3 separate regions of the Homo sapiens genome follow, and all the other regions are linked to region 2. Evidence: chromatin loops called from intact Hi-C (ENCODE). Cell type or tissue: IMR-90. All regions are shown on one strand.

The links. A loop is a pair of places that touch in the nucleus more often than their neighbours do. Peaks named below come from ENCODE experiments on the same cell type or tissue, not always from the same donor. Only the 100,000 strongest peaks of a DNase experiment are listed, where the experiment ranks them.
Region 1: it touches region 2 in a loop (8-fold over the local background); 92 of 110 quality-filtered maps call a loop at or near these places.
Region 3: it touches region 2 in a loop (2.9-fold over the local background); 13 of 110 quality-filtered maps call a loop at or near these places.

What each region holds. Positions count from the first base shown.
Region 1 is chr6:13,905,492-13,913,491 of GRCh38, reverse strand. No RefSeq gene overlaps it. Among named protein-coding and RNA genes, the nearest start is that of RNF182, 15 kb to the left of the region's middle. RefSeq lists a cis regulatory region at 166-527. In IMR-90, a CTCF peak has its summit at 4,437; a DNase peak (open chromatin) is centred at 4,411; H3K27me3 peaks cover 345 bases.
Region 2 is chr6:14,063,348-14,071,347 of GRCh38, reverse strand. No RefSeq gene overlaps it. Among named protein-coding and RNA genes, the nearest start is that of CD83, 50 kb to the left of the region's middle. RefSeq lists a silencer at 1,683-1,784. In IMR-90, a CTCF peak has its summit at 4,343 (motif pointing right); DNase peaks (open chromatin) are centred at 2,997 and 4,367; H3K27ac peaks cover 629 bases; H3K27me3 peaks cover 143 bases.
Region 3 is chr6:14,141,078-14,149,077 of GRCh38, reverse strand. No RefSeq gene overlaps it. Among named protein-coding and RNA genes, the nearest start is that of CD83, 27 kb to the right of the region's middle. In IMR-90, a CTCF peak has its summit at 4,271 (motif pointing right); a DNase peak (open chromatin) is centred at 4,287; H3K27me3 peaks cover 2,852 bases.

The sequences.
Region 1 (8,000 bases), 160 kb after region 2:
TCATCATCAACAGGGATCATGATGAAAGGCTGAATCTAAAAGACCAGGATTGTCCACTTGATTTAAGCTGTAGCTTGTTTTATTGTCCTGGATACTTTTATACACAGTTACCGAAAACACTTATCTTACACTCACCTAAATTAAGCTGAAAGGCTATCACTATTCATTGCTTTCATGTTGATTGCCAAATTAAATAGGGGCTTATGTATAATTATTTGACGTGGAGGCTTGTCCTGACTTGTGGGAAAATTCCTCTCGATCTGTCCATCACCATCAGCTTTCATTCATTCAAACTGAGTCACCCAACCTTTATCACTTCCTGCTAGCCTGACTACAGCTGTCATTTATCTCTTATCACTGCTTCACAGTATGCCACCTTGTGTCCTTCATTTTTGTTGTTGTTCTTTCTCACCTCAAATTTATTTGATTTACTTTTGCATGGATTTACTCATCCCCCATGTCTTGGCGTTCACACGTTTACTGCAATGTTCTTTTTGAACATGTTGTAATCTAACATTGCTCACAGATATATAAATTCCTCCATGGGAAACCTTCAAGGTTACAAATCACATGTAAGACTACAAATATCAGAGTGCTCTTTGAAGCTGTGCTCCATTTTGAGCCATTTAAGAGACTGCAGGGGGAATGAACAGCGCAATTGAGCAATTCAAGAAGGATGACAGAAATGCCAGGGAACAGAAAGATAGCTCAGCCTCAAAGAAAACTCAGAGGACCTTGGGGCAAACTAACTGCCAATACTGTAAAGAGACAGGAGGAGCACAAAAGCTAGCAGAGGACTCTTGTGGAAAGCTGATTTAGGGAAGATAACAATACAAGAAGGATAACTACTGGCCAGGCGCGGTGGCTCACGCCTGTAATCCCAGCACTTTGGGCGGCCGAGGTGGGCAGATCACCTGAGGTCAGGAATTCAAAACCAGCCTCGCCAACATGGAAAAACCCCATCTCTACTAAAAATATACAATTAGCCAGGCATGGTGGCAGGTGCCTGTAATCCCAGCTACTCAGGAGGCTGAGGCAGGAGAATTGCTTGAACCCTGGAGGTGGAAGTTGCAGTGAGCTGAGGTCATGCCACTGCACTCCAGCCTGGGCGACAGAGCAAGACTCTGTCTCACAAAAAGAAAAAAAAAAAAAGATAACTATGAGGAACAATGGTGATCATATGGTAATTCAGGCTTTCTTCGATATTCTGTAACTTTAAGTCACTTAATAGAATGCCAAGGCTTGTTTCTGCTTCCCCATCTGTCTCCATAGCCTGGGATCCACTCCCTTCCTCCTTAGACACAATGGTGACACAGAAGAGGAATGTGGAACACCTAATAGTTTCTCACAGAAAAAGAACCATTCTGACTTCAAGCAAGATCTTTCTACAAATTTAGTTCCCTTGAAATCTTCTGATAATACATAATGAAAAATGAAACAGGCAATATTTCATGGACATGCTTGCATATTATTTCACTTTACTTCTATGAACTCCCAAATCCCCAACTAATTTTATTGCCTGCATCCTCATTTTCTTCTTTTTAACAGCCCCCCCTCCACCATCTATGCATTTTGACCTGACTCATATCCCAGGTTCAAAAATAATAATAATAATTTCTAAGAAAAAATGGTCCCCTGTGTAAGTGAATGACTCTGAGTTTGTCCTGCCTAACCCTTTAGTGCCTAGCTAACATGATACCACTGCGTCTCAAACCAGGAGCAGTAGCCTTGGCTCTATGGCAGCTCCACCCTAAGCGTGCCTTGTTTTTCCATATATAAAATGAAGGGGGTTTAACGAGGTGATCACACACACAGATCTCTTCTCTCACAAGCAGTATGGCCTATGATTAAGAGCAGAATTTCTGAAGCCCTTCCAGTTTTACACAAGAGATTCTAATGTGGCCTTTCTTGTAAACTAAGTAACCTTGGGCAAGACTCTTCATACCCCTGTGTCTTGGTTTTTCCATCTGTAAAATGGGCAAGATTAAATTACCTATCTGGTGAGATTGTGCTGAGGATTAAAAGAGTTAACATATGCAAAGTGCTTAGAATACTACCTGGCAAATAAGCTCTACATTAAGTAGCTGTAGCTGATTATGGATTCTTTTTTTAAAAACAACTTTTTTGAGATATAATTCACATGCCATACAATTCACCCACTTTAAGTGTATAACTCAATGGTTTTCAGTATATTTACAGAGTTGGAAAACCATGAGCACAATCAATTTCAGAACGTTTTTTATCACCTCAAAAAAATACCCTATACCCTTTAGCTATCACCTTCTGATCCTCCTACACTTTGCCCCCAGCCCTAGGCAACCACTAATCTGCTTTCCATGTCTACAGATTTGCCTACTCTGGAGATTTCATATAAATGGAATGATACAATATGTGGTCTCTTGTGGCTGGCTTCTTTCACTCAGCATCATGTTTTCAAGGTTCATAAATGTTGTAGTGTGAATCAGTATTTCATTCATGACATTGTATGAATATACCCATTCAACAGTTGATGGACATTTGGGTTGTTCCCACATTTTAGCTATTATGAGTAATCCTGCTATGAACAGTCATGTACAAGTTTTTGTGTGGACATGCTTTTTCATTTTCTTTGGGTATAAACCTAGAAGTAGAATTTCATAGGTAATTCTACGTTAAATCATTTGAGGAACCACTAGACTGTTTTCCAAACTGGCTGCGTTTTTTTTTCATTCTCACCAGCAGTGTATGAGGGTTCCAATTTTCTACATCTTTACCAACATTTGTTTTCTGACTTTTAGATTCTAGCCATCTTACTTGGTGTGAAGTAGTATCTCATTTTGGTTTTGATTTGCATTTCCCCAGTGACTAATGATGTTGAGCATTTTTGCATGTGCTTATTGGCCATTTGTAAGCTTTGGATTCTTATAAACTATCTATTCCTGATGCTTCAGGAGACCTTATACAGTCAGAGACACCCACAGTAGATCCAGATCCTAGATTTCTATGAGAGTTTGAGGATCCTGTTCACCATATCTTGGCCCTTACAATGTGAGGCTATTAGCCAACTTCTTTTTTATTTTATTTTAAGTTCTGGGGTACATGTGCAGGATGTGCAGGTTTGTTACACAGGTAAATGTGTGCCATGGTAGTTTGCTGCACCTATCAACCCATCACCTAAATGTTAAGCCCAGCATGTATCAGCTCTTTTTTCTGATGCTCTCCCTCTCCCCACCCTCTACCACACAGGCCCCAGTGTGTGTTGTTCTCCTGCCTATGTGCGTGTGTTCTCATTGTTCAGCTCCCACTTATAGGTGAGAACATGTGTTGTTTGGTTTTCTGTTCCTGTGTTAGTTTGCTGAGGATAGCCAAGTGCTTGATGTTACACCACTCAAGGGAAACTGGAAGAGTAGGATATTCCATCTTGAATTTGATCAGGCCCCTGTTTAGCTTCCATTTCTACTCTGGCTTCTTTCATTTCTATGAAAACCTGAAAACCCTAAGACATCCCTTTTATTCCAGTGTCTTCCAGAAGTTCCAATTATCATAATTTGGATTTTCTTAAATTTTTCTGCTGCTTTCTATCTTTTTTCTATGTGTAGAACCTCTCACTGTAAAGTCTTCAAGGTTGTGGAACATGTGTATCACTCCTTATGCACATGGTAGTGATCTGTACCTACTGGCTGAGAATGTGATCCAAGTCTTACCACATTCTAAGAAGCAGCCTCCTTAAAGTAGCTAAAGCTGTTTACACTGGGTTTGTGACTTCAAACAAATTAATTTACTTTTATTTCCTCATTGGCCAAACGAGATTCATAATAACTAGTTTGTAGAGGTCTTGTGAGGAGCAAATAGGATGATGTATATAAAGTATTTACACGGTGCTAAAGAAATAATAAGAACAAAATAAATGTATGTATACCCATCAACCAGTTTATGCCTACCTTAGGTTATCCTGTTAAAAGTCACCTGCAGGTTGACCCTCCAACCCCATGGGGCCAATGGTGCACAGCAGGATTCAAGATATGAGCTGCCCAAGAATACAATTTGCTGAGAGGTTGAAAAATAAGAGCAAGGAACTCCAGACTCCTAGGGACCACGTAGGCAAGGCTGAATTTTCAGGGGAATTTCCACTCCATCATGCTCAGAGATAAAGGAGCCAAGGCAGAAGGCACTGAGCAGTCCAGAGAAGCCCTCAGCCTCATGCCCTTTCTGATTGGCCTTAGGCATTCCTTCAGTGCTACAAGGACACTTCTCCTAAGCCTCAGAAGAAGAATCCAAACACAACAAAGTTCTCCACATCTGAAGAGAAGAGCCATCTAAGACGACTGAATGAAACAATCTCCAGAGATGGGATCTGTTCTCAGCCATGGCTTTCCCTTTCTTGTGGCTTTACAACAGATCCACCTGATAAAGACTGGCTAGAAGGCCTGGGGGTTTAGCTGCCTGGTCACTTGCTGCCATCTATGGGTAGAATATTAAAAGTGACCTAAGGGGAAATTAAAATTTCACACATCCATTCCTGCATTACGTTTAAATGTCGCTCTACAGAAAGTAGCTTGTTGTTTATTCACACTGTTTTTCCTAATTTGCAGAAATATCAGACGGAAGCTTTAGGGTATCTAGAAACCCTACTATAAATATCAAATCTGACTGAGAACTGTGATGCAGATTGTGCTACTGGTTTGAAAAATAAATGGATCCTGATTTCAAGCTCAGTATAGACTTTAAGTGGGAGCAAATTTTGAAAATAGAGATCAAATTAAGAGTTTTTTAGTAACAAAAGTTACTGTTTTAACTAAAAATAAGCTCATCAAAACCTAATAGAGCAGAAAAGGTCCATTTGTCACAGCTGCCATAGAATTAGGATCTTCACAATTATTTTAAATAGTACTTTCTCTCCACAGCTAGAAACTTCTGCATACAGAGACAGAAAAATGGGCTTTAATGAGAAAAGCTCAATTGTGTCCTGAAATATTTATACCAGCTTTGCAAACAAGTATAAAACATTTACCAATGCTGCCTACAAACACTCTCTTGAAAAGGATACAAAATGTAATCTCTGATTCACCAAAACACACACACACACAAAGTTGTTTGATTTATCTGGTCTGCCAATTTTAGATAAATTAGATAACCTAATTTATCTGGTGTGCCAATTTTAGACAAATGTAGATAAAAGTCTAGGGTAGGTCGAATAGAACAATGAAAAGAGAAAATGGCAACTTAACTTGGAGATATGGAGGTAGATGACCTATGCACATAATTCTTAAAACATTCAGCATATTTCTGGTTGTTATAACTATCTCTTAACTAGGTATGAGATCTTAGAAAGTAGAAATTATATTTTATTTATCTTTGTATACCCCACAGCCATTCTATTGCATGAAATTTAGACAATAAATATTTGTAGAAATCTAGTCGATCAAATTTATTTTGTACTACTATGTGCCAGTTGCTGCTCTTGATGCTTGTTCTGGGCATTGTTGCAGGAGGAAGGTAGGAAGGGAGGGAGGAAGGGAATGAGGAAGGGAGGGAGGAGGGGAGGAAGGGAGGGAGGGAAGGAAGGAAGGAAGGAGGGAAGGAAGGAAGGAAGGAAGGAAGGAAGGAAGGAAGGAAGGAAGGAAGGAAGGAAGGTAGGTTGGTTTGTTTCAGTGTGTGTTGAAATGATGAGTTCTAAATTTAGCCATAATATAAGGCAGGAGAAATAGTACTTTGTTGAATAGATAAGCTCAAACAGGATCTTTCGATTTGGCTAATAGTCTGCCTTGGTGCAAGCCTGCATTACCAAGAAAATGCAATGCATAAAAGCTAAACTTAGTTGGTTAAATCCAAGCAGATCAGTTGATTACTTTCAGTTAAGGCAGGTAACAATGTCACCTTTGAGAAAAATAAAAATAGATTCTCATCTATGTTATTGACACTTGTATTTCTAGAACCCAGAAAAGTTCTTGCCACATAATCCTCAACTAATATCTATTGAATGAATATTAATATCATAACCTCCTTCTAGAGGCATTGTCTAGCATACTTGTACAAATAAGGCTTTCAGAGAGATGGAACGACCCTCTCAAGGTTGTTTAACTAGAAACTAGTTGAATTCCAACTGGCATCCCAATGTTTGATTTCTGAGATTCCAAAGTTGGTCATTAGACCAGATCATGTTATACTGCTCAGATCTTGATTCTGGTCTTATTGATGCAAATAAATGCAGAGAAACAAGTATAGTGAATCTATAGCCATGGCACCTGCCTTTGCCGCAGAGCCTCACTCTGTCCACCTTCTGTCTGATGGTATCTGAAGGGTTCCATGATAATCACTGAATTACATAACCACCCAAATGAGATTGTTCTTCCATCTGTTAAGGGCCATCAGAGCCCCCGTGCAATGAATTTCAATTTAAGGAGCTTTATGTTCCATCTGGAGCAAGAGGATTCATTCCTATATAAGAGGAAAAGATCACTGTGATTTTAACCTGGTTTTAATGACAATGACTCAATTCAAATTTAAAATTTTAAATGATGTTTCAATATTGTATGTTTCAGCACACTGAGAGAATCATCTTGCCAACAATTTCCAAAGTCACATTTTCACAGCAGTAAATGCTCATTAAACCATATATACATGAACTCTCATTGCAGTATTGTCTGTAACAGGAAAAAACTTGGAACAAGCCCAACTGTCCATCAAAGATGGGATAAAAAAAATTGTGTTATGTTCATACCATACAGCTATTAAAAAGAATGAGGTAAATCTACATATGCCAGTGTGACAAGATGTCAAAGATATCACAATAAATGGAAAAAAAAACAAGATGCAAAACGCCATGCGTGTTTTTAATACAGAGAATGACTGCAATAAATGTCAGTATATGCATATCAAAAATTTTGGAAGAATATACAATAAACTATAAACAGTAATTACATTGGGAAATAACATTATGGGATAATTTCACTTTATTTTTTATTTTTTGAGACAGAGTCTTACTCTGTCACCCAGGCTGGAGTGCAGTGGAGCGTTCTCGGCTCACTGCCACCTCCGCCTCCCTGGTTTAAGCAATTCTCCTGCCTCAGCTTCCTGAGTAGCTGAGATTACAGGCGCCCATCACCACACCCAGCTAATTTTTGTATTTTTAGTAGAGACAGGGTTTCACCATGTGGTCAGGCTGGTCTCGAACTCCTCACCTCAAATGATCCGGCTGCCTCAGCCTCCCAAAGTGCTGGGATTACAGGCATGAGCCACTGCGCCCAGCCTCACTTTAAACTTTATACATCTCGGCACCATGTAAAATGTTGACAATGATCTGTAATTTAAGAAATGCTTGTTTTATTTTGTTTTAAATATAAATAAGTATAATAAATAAATTTAAAATTAGAATAATTAAACTGAAAGTTTAAAATGACACTTTATATGTAAACTGAATATGATCCTTTTGGAGAAGTACTGTGTGTCACAAGCATTACAAATGTTTATATTCTTTAGCCCAGTAAACTTTAATACAAAAAAACTTTACTCATGAAGATATTTGTTACATTACCGATATAATGCAAAAAGTTGGAAGCAAACCAAATTATTAATAGAAGAGTTAAACTGCCATTTGCAATAAAATATTATACAGCCATTCAACATTGTGATAATATTGTGACTATGAAATAACATGAAATGCTTATAATGTCAAGGATAAATGGAAAAATATAAAATTAAATATTTAAATATGCTTGGTAAATATCTCAATGGTAAAGAAGACTATGAAATAACATTGTGTTCATTAAAAAAACTGTGTTATGTTCATACCATACAGCTATTAAAAAGAATGAGGTAAGTCTACATATGCCAATGTGACAAGATGTCAAAGATATCACAATAAATGGAAAAAAAACAAGATGCAAAACGCCTTGTGTGCCTCTGTTATAATGTTAAGGATAAATGGCAAAATATAAAATTATACATTCAAATGTGCTTGGTAAATATCTTAATGGAAAAGAAAATAGAAAGAAATATACCAGCGCTAAGTAATATCGTTT
Region 2 (8,000 bases):
GGACAGTTTTCTGAATGTGCCTGCAGCCAGGAGCCCACCTTCCTCCCCAGCATAGTCATCATCCTCCCTCCCCACCCCCAGCACATAAGCATGCCTGTTGCAGAAGTGCCACATTGTGGACATCTGACCACAGTGAACATCAGGTGTACATGCACTAGAGGCCTTCCGTGAGCCTAAGCTCTCATATGTTGAAAAGGTACCAATGACACTATTAACTTGGAGGCAGGAGAAGCATCTAAATGAAGTGATATGGGGCATTTTTCTTTTTTATTAGAAAGTTTAATTAGAACATCTCCCTGAGTGTTTTAATTTCAGGATGGACTCAAAGAAATGGCTTTAAAATAGTCCCTCTAGAATTGGTCAATGGTTTTCCTTAACAAGGTTGAAAAGATATTTTGAGACATCTTTTACTAGTTTAGATACTGAAAATGTTCAAGAAAAAATGCTTCTAGTTTGGAAAGATGTTTCTATTGAGATTTGACACCCTCCCAACTATTTCTACCTCTCCCCTTTTGAATTTTAACTTTTACTCTACTTATGAAAGGATTCATTTGGCCTTGAACACTAGAAATTAACTGTTTCCCTAAGGAACACAAATCTGTGGATTTCCTAATATATCCAGGAAGATAACAACAACAAAAAAAAGCAGAGCTCGCTATTGGAGTCAGAGGTCTCTGGCCAGGAGGCTGACGCAACCTGCTAACATTCTTTTTCACCCTTTCACCCAAGGCCATGCAGTGAGAAAAGGACACTGGATTTAGGATAGACCTTACAATTGATCCATGTCCTCCATTCCAGAAATGGCTGGGGGAAGATGAATATTGCGGCCAGGGGCGGCTTGTGTGACAATTCCTGCCCACACAATCACAGTTGTCTCTCTCAGCACCCTGTCAGGGCTATTTAATACAGTCCATTGCAGCATGCTCCAAAACTCCTTGTATCCCGCTGACTACAAACCAATAAGTTTGCTGAATTCTCTAAGGCAGAGGTTCATAAACTAAGGCCCACGGACAGAATATCAGTTTTTAGTCAGGGTTCTCTAGAGGTACAGAACTCATATATATATATATATATATATATATATATATATATACACACACACACACACACACACACACATATATATGTATATATATGTGTATATATATATATACGTATATATGTGTATATATATATATATATATATGAGTTTATTAAGTGTTAACTCACACAATCACAAGGTCCCACAATAGGCCGAGTTCCAAAACTGAAGAACTTGGAGTCCGATGTTCGAGGGCAGGAAGCAACCAGCAAGGGAGAAAGATGTAGGCTGGGAGGCTAGGCCAGCCTCTCTTTTCACGTTTTTCTGCCTGCTTATATTCTAATTGAGCTGGCAGCTGATTAGATTGTGCCGCCACAGATTACGGGTGGGTCTACCTTTCCCAGCCCACTGACTCAAATGTTAGCAACGCCCTCACAGACACACCCAGGATACTTTGTATCTTTGTATCTTTGAGGAAAAGAGGGAGAGTCTGTTTTGTGATCTTTCTTGTGCTTGGACCTCACTGGAGAAGTCTACGGGAGATACTCTGTATCCTTCAATCCAATCACGTTGACACTGAGTATTAACTGTCACAATCAGGGTCTGCGAATATGGGTGAGAGAAAATTACATACTTATTTTTACTAACTTCCTACTGAAATTTAGCATTTCCTCAATTATGTACATAAGCAACAAATCACAATAGCATACCAAGTTCCTGAGACTTTGTCACTACAGGAAATTGTCAATATTTTCATGTTCTCTTTCCTTGTGGCAGATACCTCAAAATACCAGCTATGCTCATCACCCCTTCACAAGTATGGTGGTTATTAGGTCTGAAAGTTTGTGTCCCCCCTTTCCAAAGTCATATGTTGAAGTACTAACGCCCAATGTGAAGGTATTTAGGAGGTGGGAACTTTGGGAGGTGATTAGGTTTAGATGGCATCAGGAGGTTGGAGTCCCTATGATGGAATTGGTGCTCTTATAAGAAGAGGAGGAGATACCAGACCTCTCTCTCCCCGTCCTCTCTCTCTCCCCACTCCTCTCTCTCTCTCTCCCTGCCATGTGGAGATCCAGGGAGAAGGTGGCACTGTGAAGCCAGACAGAGGGCCCTCACCAAAACCCAAATCTGCCAGTGTTACCAGGGGTCTTTGTTCTTAGAGCTCCCAAGATGCGGGGGGGCCGCTCCCAAGATGGCAGCAAGCCTCTTATTCTCTGACCTGGGGTTCTTGGCCTCACGGATTCCAAGGAATGGAAGCTTGGGCCATGCGGTGAGTGTTATAGCCCTATTAGAAGCTGTGGGTCACGGAAGAGAACCGTGGAACCCAGCGACTAGTGTTCAGCTCCATTAGGAGGAACCCGGGCACTTAGCCGTGCAGGAACAATGGCAAACTTTTAGCCCAATCAGGAGTGGCAACAGGCGCCTCCTTGGATCAGGAGCACAGCGGACACCCTGCCAGATCCGGAGGGATGGAAGTCAGCGGCGGGTCTGCGGCAGTGGCCAACAGCAGTGGTGGACAGTGAGCGAAAGCTCAGCTCGAGCCGTAACAAACACGGTCCAGAAGAGTGCAGTTGCAAGATTTAATAGAGTGAAAACAGAGCTCCCATACAAAGGGAGGGGACCCAAAGCGGGTTGCCGTTGCCAGCTCCAATGCCTGGGTTTATATCTTGATCACTGTCCCCCCACCTCCGTGCTCAGGCGATAGATGATTGGCTATTTCTTTACCTCCTGTTTTTGTCTAACTAGCATTTTAGTGAGCTCTCTTTACTACCTGATTGGTCAGGTGTGAGCTAAGTTGCAAGCCCTGTGTTTAAAGGTGGATGCGGTCACCTTCCCAGCTAGGCTTAGGGATTCTTAGTCAGCCTAGGAAATCCAGCTAGTCCTGTCTCTCACCAGCATCGTAATCTTGGACTTCTAGCCTCTAGATCTATAAGAAATCATTGTCTGTTGCTTAAGCCGCCCAGTCTGTGGGCAGCTTGTTTGTTATAGTAGCCAAGATGACTAAGACACATAATATCACATATTTTTAAAGAATGTGGTTACTTCGCTTGCCCATAATTGGTTTCCTTTACAATCCCATGTATTTCCTTTTATGCATTTGAAACCATTATTTTAAGAATAGGTCTATAGACTTCTCCAGTGACGTCCAAGCACAAGAAAGATCACAAAACAGACTCTCCTTCCTTTCCTCCATCTGGGCCACATCTTCACTTAACAAGAACAGCTTCCTTACACCTCCCAGATTGAGGAATGGTGGGTGAGAACACGGTATAATAAAGCTTGTTTTATGGTCTCTGCCCTTGTAGATCAGGGTCTCCACTCACAGACTTTGCCCTCTAACCTCAGCCACTATCTGACAAGCATCTGCTGGTTGGCGGAGAGGATGTGCACAGATGGGTGTATACCCAACGCTGCTCCCAGGAATGAATCCCAAAGCCACCAGATCTTACCAAGGGTGACCTTCACACAGAACAGCACATGGACACACCCCCCCCCAGGACTGTGGGTGGAGCAGTTGGAAGGCCACCACTAATTGTGGAGTTATGTTAAGGCTTACGCTGATTCTGTGTTATGATTTCATTTTGGAATAAAAAACCAGAGCCCTGTATTCCATCTTGCCAGAACTGCTTGCTAGTGATTTGAACTCAAGAAATCTGGTACAGGCAGGGTGTGGTGGCTCACGCCTGTAATCCCAGCACTTTGGGAGGCCAAGGCAAGTGGATCACCTGAGGTCAGGAGTTCAAGACCAGCCTGGCCAACACGGCGAAACCCTGTCTCTACTAAAAATACAAACGATTAGCCTGGCATGGTGGCGGGCGCCTGTCATCCCAGCTACTTGGGAGGCTGAGGCAGGAGAATCGCTTGAACCTGGGAAGCAGAGGTTGCAGTGAGCTGAGATCACACCACTGCATTCCAGCCTGGGAGACAGAGCAAGACTCTGTCTCAAAAAAAGAAAAAAAAAAAGAAATCCGTTACAGCTTTGAGCTTCAGTTTCCTCATCTTTCAAATGATGGCTACAACTGCAAAGGTTTATTTTTCAAAACATGTTCTCTCCCTGTCTCTCTCTCTCAAATTCCTTCTTCCTTATTTTGACAGCTACTACATTTGAGCTTTTTAATTTGAATATTATTGGATGGTAACCCACTTACAGAGATAGGAAGTTGGACGTCTTGAAGAAAGGAATTTCATCTTAAAGTCCATTATATTTTTAATCTAAACTGCTTGGACTAAAACAGCTTGCTTTAGGACAGGGCTGGGCGTGACTTTTTATTTTGCTTTGTTCTCAGTTTTGCTTTATCTAGAATCTGTGTTTCAATATATCAGCTCTAGGTGGCAGTAATGTACCATGAAGATGTGTGCTTTACCAGGTAGCAGGCTGCCAAGTTTCAAGTCTTGAGGCTTGAGGTGGAAGAGAACCTTAAGGAAAATTTTAATGGGATTACTGGGTGCCAGCGCTATCTAGACACTCTGTGAGCAGGTCAACTCACGACTGTTGTCCCCTGTGACTACCTTGGAGGAAGGAAGGAAAGCTACAGGCTCATGAATACATTACATGAAGGATGCAATGAAATATTTTATGGTATAGGGATTTTTCCAAACCTGTGCTCTACATATACTCTGTCTCTGTCTCTCTCTGTCTCTCTCTCTCTCTCTCTCTCACACACACACACACACACACACACACACACACACACACATTGAGATAAGAGAAGCTACTTCTTCAAAACAAGGTTTGTTTATATAATCAACTCATGACCCCTCTCCTCTTCTTTTTTCCTTTCCTAACTCTAAAAAAAAAATAATTTTACTATCCATTTGTCTCTAAGGTGAATGAGCTAAGACACAGTAGTAATGTATAGTACTACAGTAGTCACATATAGTAAGCATATGTGTATATACTGAAGAACGTGAGCCTGAGGGGAGAGCACATTTGAGGGACAGTGTATTGTTCATTATTCATTCCTTTGGATTTCTTTTTTGTTTTGTTTCCGTTTGTTTTGTTTTTTTTCTTTTTTGAGGCTGAGTCTCACTGTATTGCCCAGGCTGGAGTGCAGTGGTGCAATCTTGGCTCACTGCAACCTCCACCTCCCAGGTTCAAGCTATTCTCCTGCCTCAGCCTCCCGAGTAGCTGGGATTACAGGCACGCACCACCATGCCTGGCTAACTTTTGTATTTTTAGTAGAGAAGGGGTTTTACCATTTTGGCCAGGCTGGTCTCGAACTCCCGACCTCAAGTGATCCACCCGCCAAGACCTGCCAAAGTGCTGGGATTACTGGTGTGAGCCACCGCACCCGGCCTTGTCTGGATTTCTTTACAAGAGTTTACGTAGCCATTTCCTCATCTGTAAAATGAGACTAATAGTTCCACCTTCGTATGGTTGTGATGAGGATTAAAGTGGTCCACAGATATACAGGTGATGAGCTGCCTGATGCATACACAGGAAGCTGCATGTGGACGCTAGCTGTGACTACTGTCACTATTACCCAAGGCTCTTTGCTTTTTCAAGTTTTTGTTTAAAGTTTTTTGGAGAGACGAGGTCTCACTATGTTGCCCAGGCTAGTCTCTAACTCCTGAGCTCAAGTGAACCTCCTGCCTCAGCCTCCCCAAAGCCCTTTGCTTTTTATCTGAAGGAGTAGAGAGGCGATCTGGGCACAGCCACCTAGGGAGAAATGAAAAGGAATACAGAGAAACACACCACACATACCCACCCCCCCCCACACACACAAATACACACACACACAGACAGAGATACACACACACACACAGAGACAGACATAGATACATACACACAGGGACACAGAAACACACAGATATACACACAGAGGGACACAGAGACAGACACAGATACACACACACAGGGACACACATGCATGCACACACACAGCCTGTACAGAATATAGGGAGATGTGAAACCCCATCCATAAGGCTGCTAAAGGCAGCTAAAAGGGGGAAGATGAAAGTGTAAAGGAGGTGTGGTAAGGTCTTGGCTAATTTACCTTGTTAGGATGGATGAATAGTAAAACTGGTTTTTTAGGGTTAAGAAAGATAAAGGGAGAGAGATGATCATGAGCTGATCATAGGAAAAAACTCTGTTTTGGGAAAGCAACTTCTCTTTTTTCAGTATCTGGGGTTCTTGGGATATGTGTAGTAGTGCATGACAGCACAGCCGAACACACTGAGAGTGGCCTTTCTTTATAGGAACGGAGGCACTGTCCCACGCTGCGACTCTGTCGTGAGTGAAGATGGGTGGTGTGGAATCAGAACAGATTTGCTCTGCCAGAGACCCTTGTGTAGTCCTCCAGTATTCCTTTGGGGTCATGTGTTGATTTATGTCTCTGACTTTGAGACAAATACATGAAAATCCAAACTTAAAAATCAAAAGTGAGTGAGAGACTCTTCAAGTAGGAAGAAAATTCTACACTTTACAAAATAATTCACTACTGTACTCCCTTAAATCACTGATGGAGGATATGATTACATTTCCGTAACACCTCACAGAACTGTAGTAAGGGGCCATTGTATCCAAGATCTTTTCTTTCAAGTGGATTCCTTAGAAAGCAAAAAGGTTTACAAAAAGAATTATTCCCATGAAGATTAGTCAGTTGATATGATCCATGCAGATACTGTCTCGGAAGCAAATGTTCATGTAGCTGGTAAATTTCTGACATGATGGGAAAGGTTTCTGGGTGTCCTTCAATTATCTTCTCTCTTCTCTTCCCATTCTTTATTTATTTATTTATTTTTGAGAATGAGTATTCCTCTGTCATCCAGGCTGGAGTGCAGTGGCATGATCTTGGTTCACTGCAACTTCTGCTTCCTGGGTTCAAGCAATTCTCCTGCCTTAGCCTCCCCAGTAGCTGGGATTACAGGCATGTGCCACCACACTCGGCTAATTTTGTATTTTTAATAGAGACAGGGTTTCACCATGTTGGCCAGGCTGCTCTTGAACTCCTGACATCAGGTGATCCTCCTGCCTCAGCCTCCCAAAGTGCTGGGATTACAGGCGTGAGCCACCATGCCCAGCCCCCCATTATTTATTATTATTATTATTATTATTAATTTTGTGAAAATTTTTACCCCTGTGACTAGGGGAAGACAGAATTTTAACCCCTATATTCCAGCAGATGTGGCTTTCCAAAAGCAATGGTGAGGTTGAATGAGGAAAGAAAGGATGAAAGCTTTCCACTCTCAGGAGGCTGCATGCTTTGAGCTTCCTAAGAAGTACTAAAGGTAGATATCACGGCTCAAGCTTCCAGACTGCTTCACAATTGCAAATAAAGATCTGAAAACTTGTTCTTTTACACTTCTTGGGAACGTTTTTAATTAAATCAGTGGTCAAATTTGCAAATATTCTCCATCGGAAACTTTTGTTTGGCAGGAGCTGCAAACTGTGATGTCAGCCTCTGATTTGAAAACCTGGCCCTTCCAAGAGAATAATAGAAGTTATAAAGAAAAAAGAAATGTGTCTGTGCCAAACCAACAAAAAAGAATAAAAGTTTATAAGATTCTAAATTGAATTTGCTTTTGTCATTTCCCCAAAAGATGTTAGGAAGAATACCAACTTGCTTTAGAGGTTAACCAATTAATTAATGTGGAAAGCTGAAAATATATTATCTCAAGATTGCTGTGTAGTTTATTAGCTGAGAAATATGTTTATTTTTTGCTTTCTAGATACTGTGGAGGAAAGACTGTGCCTTCTTCTTATTTTCTATTGCTTATTTTGAGACCCCATTGCCCAGGCTAGAGTGCAGTGATGATCATAGCTCACTGCAGCCTCAAACTCAGAGGTTTAAATGATCTTCCCACTTCAGGCTCCCAAGTAGCTGGGACTACAGGTGCACACCACCACACCTAGCTAATTTTTTAATTTTGTTATGTTTTATAGAGATGGGGTCTCTCTATATTGCCCAGGCTGGTCTCAAACTCCTGGCCTCAAGCAGTCCTCCTGCCTTGGCCTCCCAAAGTGCTGAGATTACAG
Region 3 (8,000 bases), 78 kb before region 2:
AGTGCTTGCAGCAAAGGGGTTACCGATGCTAAATAAGCTCATCTGCTCTCTAGAACCCCAGACAGATTCACGAATTACAGGCCCCGCTAGAGTGTCATTGAAGGTGGGAGACAGGGCATTGAATCAATCAGGAAGATTGATTAGATGTCACAAAAGAGGCAGTAAGACTTCCCAACTTGTCCAGTGGGGTAACTGGTCCCCATGCCCACTGCCACCAGGATATGCAGGGGTCTTATTTGGGGGATGACATGGACAAGCTCCAGGCTCGAGGCTACCAGGCAGGTCAGAGGGCAGGGGCTGGTGCCCCGCTGACATCAGGGCAAGGAGTAAAAAGCCCAGATGCTGGACCCTAAGACCCCACCACCATGCTGCCTGGGCAGAGCTCAGGCAGTCACCCCCAGGCAGGAGACTGGAGCGAGACTGGAGGTATGATGTGTGCAAAGCCGCAGAGGCTGAGACTGAACTGCAAACAACCAGGCAGGGAGAGCATGAGCCCTGAGCAGGGAGGTGGGCAGAATTCCAGTGAGGGTGGGAGACCAGAAGGCTCTAAAAAAGTGAAATGGCATGGCCAAACCAGCACTGGAACAGGATCGCTCTGGCAGCAGAGGGGCTCTAAATAATGAAGGAGGTAACACTGGGAATGACTGGTTGGGTCCAGGTGAGGACGACAGCTCCTGAAGAAAGGCATATGGGGGAGGGAGAATAGGTTTGAGAGGAAAAGTTAAAACTAACAGAGTCAGGCCGTCTCTCACTGACCTCTTGGTTCAAAAGGTAGGACCCCAAGCTCCCAATGTTGCCCCTTTAACCTTGCCAGTTAATAGACCCAGAAAGACCTGGGTAAGTGAATGTAAAGAAATATTGCAAGTTGAGCCATGCGGTTGCTGTGAGATTTTAAACCAGTTGCCCACTTCTTGCCAGGAAATGTAATCTCATTTTGGGTTAGATGGATCTGCCAGGAAATACTCCAGTGTGCAGTGAAGCTGTGGAGTAGAGGTCAATTTTACAATTACGAAATAGCTGGCTTTTCCAGAAACACCAGCAGTCACCCGTCTACATCCTCAAACGGCAGCTATGAATATCACACCTGTGCAGCCTGTCACTGGGGGACACACTGGGGATGATGATTCACGTACGGTGGGAATGTGGGGGTACGCTGGGTGCACAGCCAAGTGTGTGCTATGAGCTGGACAAGGTGGGAGACGAGGTTGAGGCTCCTCTACAAACCTCGTCAGCTAGGGCTGGGCATCAAAATTAAACTTGTGCTTCTACCACAGCCCTCATTGTATCTTCTCATGGCCTGGGCAGTTCTTGGACCATCAAGGTCTACAAAATTGGCACTCCCCCCAAGAGAACTAAGCCTCCTTTACTTCTTCTACTTGGCACTGACGATGACTTGAGCTGTGACAGAGCAAAGGCCAAAATATGAATGCCATCTGGGCTTTAACAGTTACTAACTAGAGGAATAGTTCAACAACGCCTTTCGACTAGTGGGAAATAACGGAGCTAGTGTCTTTGGCCAGTCTCAAATCAGTCCTACCCCTGACTCAGGCAAGGTTTAAAGGGGGCTGGGACTAGGAAGAGGCAATTCACCTGGGATGCAAACCATGAGGGGATCCCAGAAAACTCAGCGATCAAGATATAAAATATTTCCAATATTTCTAAATGTTTAGAATATTTCCAATATTGCAAAAATTAAAATGAACATAGAAAAATCCATGATGAATAAAATATCAAAATGTTATACAAAAAGGTGCCCTGCCAAGCCGTACTGGAGCCTGAAGCAAAAGAAAAAAATTAGTAATGCTGGTTGTTTACTTATTTAAAATTTGCAGATTTTGCTCATCATTCCATTCACTTGGATTTTTAAAAAAATACAGCATTAAAACATTTTAATCTTGAGTACTGACTCTTTGGACACCTTCTTAAATCTCGTGCCAGAGACAAACACCCCACTCTTGGACCAGCTTCATGGGAAGGAATTTGAGTAGTTTTACATGTGTTCACTTACAGTTTTGGACACCCTACCTCACCCCAACACATACACACACACACACACACACAAACATGTATGCACATACACACAAAAGGGCTTGGAGAAATTCAAAGCCAGTCTTTGGAGCAGACATCCCGTCCATTCACAGAGGCTATGCAAACAACTTTTCTCATTTCTGTCTTCAAGAGTGTTGCTGTTCACCTTTAAATACACACCTGAGATCAGCATTCATAACAGAGCTGTGCACTTGGGTTGTGCTCACACACAGAAAGGAGGAAAATCAATTTCAATCCCCGAAGGACCGAATTACTGGTGCAGAAGGTCACTAAATGCTAGCACTTGCTCAGTGGGCTTGGAACAAGATCCTTGTTCTCATTGCTTCGCTGCACTTCTAGCAGAGTGTGGGGGAGGGAGGCCTGGAGACTGGCTCTCACCAGGGAAGAGAGCGATGTCGCTTGTACAAGCCACAGGATAAACACTTAAAACAGCAAAGGGGACACGGCAAACACATGCATGAGCAATGTGGAGTCCCAGACTGACGTTCGCACCTAACGCTCTGGAGAAATTGGCCAAGATTGGCCCAACCAACTGAAAATATTATTGCTGTAATTCTTTCAAGGTCGCTTGTCAGACTGGGTTATCTACCTCCCAAGAGCTTGCTGCACAAATCGGCCTTTCCAGAGAGACAGAACTCAGGGCTGTGTCTGGGGGACCCTCTCAGGCCTGGTTGCCATTTTGCTCACGCTCTTCCCTGCCAAGAGCATCTGATTCAGGCCATCTGGGGTCTGTAGTGGACAAGGGACGAGCCTGGATCCTGTGCCAGTGGTCACGCAGCCTGAGTCCTCCCAGATGTGGGCACACTGGTGCCATCTCTGCCACCTCAGAGATGACTGCAAATATTTGGTTGGAAAGTACACCAATGGTAACATGATCAGAGGCACGGAGGGGCAGTAGTCAGGAGAAGGTGGCCAGGCTTCTTCTGCACACATGTTCCCAGAAGCACACGCATTCTTCCCCCAGTGTGAGGAGGAGGGTTTAGCAGCAAAAGCCAGAGCATGGAAATCAAATAGATCTGCAGACGTGAGTCTGGATCCTGGCTCCACACATTAGCCATGGGACCTTGGGACATTATCTGACTTCTCTGAGGTTCAGTTATCTAATCCATAAAGTGGGGAAAAGCTAACGGATGCAAAGTGCCTGGTGCGAAGCTCACGCTCCCCACGTGTGTACTGCACCCTTTCCCCAGCAAAGACCTGCCACATAGGACCTCTTCTCTTCTCTGCACCAATCCCTTTTCTGTGCCCAGAACCTCCAGGCTGCTCTTGCTTCCTGTTCATTATGGTTGAGGCTTGACCTGGCTTTCTCTTTACTCAGCATCTGGCACTGGGGACAACGGGATTTTTATGAGAATAAAGGAGCCAGGTGAGAGCATCCCACTCCCAGCTTGCATGATTTAGGCAAGGAGGCAGGGAGGAGAAGAGGAAACTAAGGCACACCTCTTCCTCTCCTCTCTCCTCTGCTCCTACCCAGTCCTGAGGACCAGAGCAACCATGAGAGCGGGCCTACCGGGCTGCATCCCAGTCGACCTGCTGCTATTCTGAACTAGCTCTTGGGAGGGCCATGAAGGACATGCAGAGACTGAAGCTGAAGGAGGTGGCTGGTCACTTGTTCCCACATTCTTGTGGGGAAGGGAGGTTATAAGAGCCCGAGGGAAAGAAAACACTGCCCTAAGCGATGGGCTCATCAGGAACTCTAGTGCACATGAGCAGAAAATAGGCTGACCTTGTTATTTGAACAAAAAGATTCATGCAGTGGGAAGGGAAATTTGAAATTACAGATGCCCCCTTCCACCCCAAATCTAAGCTATATGGCAACCAACCTCCACAGGCTTCCTAGGGAAGATTACTGGGAGACTGAACCTGGTGGGTCAAGCCTGTTCTGGGATTAAGAGTTACAAAGATGACAGAGAAAGGCTGTACAACCTGTGAAGTCCCACGTGGGCAGGGCATCTTCCTGTAGTGACAACAGTTGTGTCTGGCCCCTGCTGTGGTTTTTGGCTAATGTTGGGGGCAAGATGTTTTTGAATGGGGCACTGGGGTGGTGGAAAATGCCCCAATTCCAGGAACTGAAAGAAACGCAAGAAGTTAGCTTATTATGTAGGGAGGTTTTATTGGCAAGAGAGGCCTTTACGACTCCCAGGGGCCCAGCGGCCGCAGCCTTGGGAGCAGCAAGTCAGCCTGAGCAGGAGGGATGGGGGAAGCAGTTGCTTAACCCATCCACCAGGTGGCAGCACAGACAGCAGCAGTGGCCAGACCAACAATACAACACTGACGGGGGGCCAAGGGCCAAGGAGAGCCATGGAGGCCCACAAGAATGGGGCCTGTGCGCGGGACACCAGCCCTATTTGGTGGGGAAATGCAGCGTCAAGGATAATTTTATTTTTATCAGGGTTGTTACTCATGTCCTTGGTCATGAAGAGCCTGGAGAAATAAAGTTATACTCAAAATTTGTTAGGATTTGTTTTAAAAAATGAAAATATAATGAGTTATTTGGCAAAGATCATTTGTGTCTGGGTAAATTCGGGTTAAAAATATAAGGGGGGTTCAGAGGTCACTTTTTTTTTTGAGACAGGGGTCTCATTCTGCCACCCAGGCTGGAGTGCAGTGGTATGATGCACTCATTATGACTGTTACTTATAGCTCACCGCAGCCCCAACCTCCCAGGCTCAACGGATCCTCCTGCCTCAGCCTCCCAAGTAGCTGGGACAACAGGCACACGCCACCATGTCTGGCTATTTTTTTTTATTATTATTTGTAGAGACAGGATCTCGCCATGTTGCCTGGGCTGGTCTTGAACTCCTGGCCTCAAGTGATCCTCCCACCTCGGCCTCCCAAAGTGCTGGGATTACAGGCGTGAGCCACTGTGCCCAGCCTGGAAATCACTTTCAAAGAAAGTAAGGTTGCTGATTTCACCTCCTTTGGGTTCAGCTGATGCCGATGTTTGGCCTAGTCTAAGAGGAGTGACTTCTTGCTTTCTTTATATTGCTTTGCTCTCAGCCTGTGAAGAGGATCCATCCACAACTCGAGCTGCCTCCCTGTTGCTCCGCATTTCTGGTTCCCCAGAAGATGAACCCTACCTTAGAGAGAAGAGACAGAGAAGGAAGAAGCCCCACTGCCTACTGTTGGCCCACTGTGGACAGGCTGCTGCTGCTGCTGCTGCCAGGAGCTCTCGGGGGTGACCCTAGACAAGGAGAATCTTCCCAGGGAAATCCTGGGAGGGGCTAACTAAAGCCACGTAGAGTAGGCAGCAACTTCTCTCCAAGCCACAGTCCAATGGCAGGCTCAATTATGCAGCCTCCTTCAATGGAGCCATCTCTCCCAGCCTCGCCTTCTGCCCCTCCTCCAGCTTGCCGGGCCTATATCATCAGCTTCCATGCTCCAAAAGAAGAAAACTACTTATTGAGCAGAAGCAAATGCTACTGATAATTTAACACATACTGCACACCACACCTTTACACAAATATCAATGCATTTAGTTCTCACAACAAATCTATGAGAATATCATACCCATTTACCAGATGAGTAAATTGAGTCACCTGGATTCTAATTCACATTGACTGACTCCAAAGACTATATTTTTTTCACACCAGTGTGTCAGCCACCATCTTTCTACCTTATTATGTGTTACCCCCTCTGGGGCCTGTTTGCATTTTTTTCAAAGGAGCCTGAAAAGGGTAAGACTAAAGATAAATACCACATATAATCTCTTACCACGAACGTCTGCAACCTCACCCATGCCAGATGAATGGTATTTCCAGACTTTGGGTCTTAATGTCTAAAGATTTTTTTCCTTTTGCTACACTTGATCTAGCACCACTGGCTTCTGGGTGCATTCTTTGATTTTCTGATTTATTGTGGGGATTAAGAAATGGAATGTGTTAAATGCATTTGCACAAGTGCAATTCAACATGTTAAGACAGGATTGACCTGCCAAAACATCTAAGTGTCTGAGAACCATCAACACCTGCCATGCCAGAGGATCGCTGTGATGTCCCTGTCACCACCATTGCACTCTGACCTCATCTCCAGCTGGAGCACACCACAGTCACAGCCCAGTCCCTCCAGGAAACCTTCCTTCAGTTATCAAGATGGTAGGGTGTGTTTTTAAATGAGTGATCATTTTAACAATCCTGCATTTGAAAGCTTTCCAATATTCAGATTATTATATTAGTTTCTAGGGCTGCCATGACAAAGTACCTGAAACCGGATGGCTTAGAACAACAGGAATGTATTCTCTCTTAGTACTAGAGGCCAGAAGTCTGAAATCAAGGAGTCAGCAAAGGCCATGCTCCCTCTGAATCTGTTCCAGGCCTCTCTCTTAGCTTCTAGTGGTTGCCAGCAATCCTCAACATTTCTTGGCTTGTAGATGTATGATTCCAGTCTCTGCCTCTGTCTTCACAAGGCCTTCTCTTCTCTGTGTGTCTGTCTCCACCTTTCACTTTTGTTATAAGGACACCCATCCTAATCCAGAATGATCTCATCCTAACTTGCCTACATTTGCAAAGACGCTGTTTCCAAATAAGCTCACATTCACAGGTACCAGGGATTAGGACTTCTACGTATCTTTTCTTGAGACACAATTCAATCTACAACAACTACCTTTTCCAGATATCAATAATCAATCATGGCCTATTCTACTAGGCACACTAGATACAGCGATCCTCCAGGCAGCCGGCCTGGCTGTACCTACCAGCAATCAGAGCTGACACCTGCGGTGAAGCCGATTTGCCATCACAATTCTCACTAAAGGAATGAGTCTGAAATGACCGCAATCTAACATGTGGTGATGAGCCTGCTGGGGAGATCATGCCAGCATCCTTCAAGCCCGGGTGTGGGTGGCCAGTTGACTGTATGCATAAAGTGGGTCCTGCTGGGGAGGGAGTCATCACACTGTCTCTTTGGCCTGGCAGGGACTATGTACACCTGACCAGAGCCCTGGATTCACAAGGGAGATATTCCCGGTGCCTTTTCTGAGTTCGCAATCCACATGCATTGTAGTATGGCCTGGTTCCAACTTCACTCCATGCATACATTTCTCCTTCCTATACCCCCTGCAAATTGGAAATAGTGATACACAGCCATCTCACAGGGCTGTTGGGCAATTTAATTAATGTTTATAAAGCACTCTGAGGTCTTCAGATGAAAACTGCTGTGTAAGTACAAAATTATTATTAGTTCTCAGCCTCCTGTCCCTTGACTTCTGACATAGGCTTTTGTTGTTCCTGAATGGGAGCCGTTTATGGGCTGTCCAGCTGGCTCTTTTGGGTACATACACATTTACAGATTTTTTTCCCTTTGAAAAAAGCATTCCAACTCTGTGGGATGTCTCAAAGCTTTTCAATGTCTGAATTTCTCTCTACTTGTCTCTACTAAGTACTGTAATCTACAAGAGTAGATTGTAAACAGGCTACTTTTGCAAAGAGTTGGGGCGGGGGACAGGAAATGGTCAATTTGAAGAAATAGCTCCTCTTATAATGAAGAATAAAACAATATCTCCTTCTCATGCAGAATCTAAATGAACCACTAAGTGAGGTCTGTCTCCCTCGCCCAGAGGGATACTGTACGTGTTTATGCATTGAAAGAAGAAAAGAATAGAAGATTTGCTTCCACTGCTCACATTTTGCCTCCTTCCTTCACCCTAACTTCTCAGGAACCATGGAAACAAATACACCCCACCTAGATGATGTTTTCCTGATAGTCCTTTGTTGCCTCACTGTGCGCTGCCTGGGATCCCACAGGGAGAATGAAATAAAAAAGTGGAAAAGAAGAAAGATATGTCTGCAAGTGAAATGTCTTGTCTCCGAAGGACAGAGTGGGGCTCGTGTGTGATTTATCAAGCTCTGGGGGCAATAAACAATGTTATATTCCTTTTCCTTTTCCCTAAGACGTATTCACACCCGTCCCACATCACTCAGGCACAACCCATCACATTCCCTTGAAGGTATCTT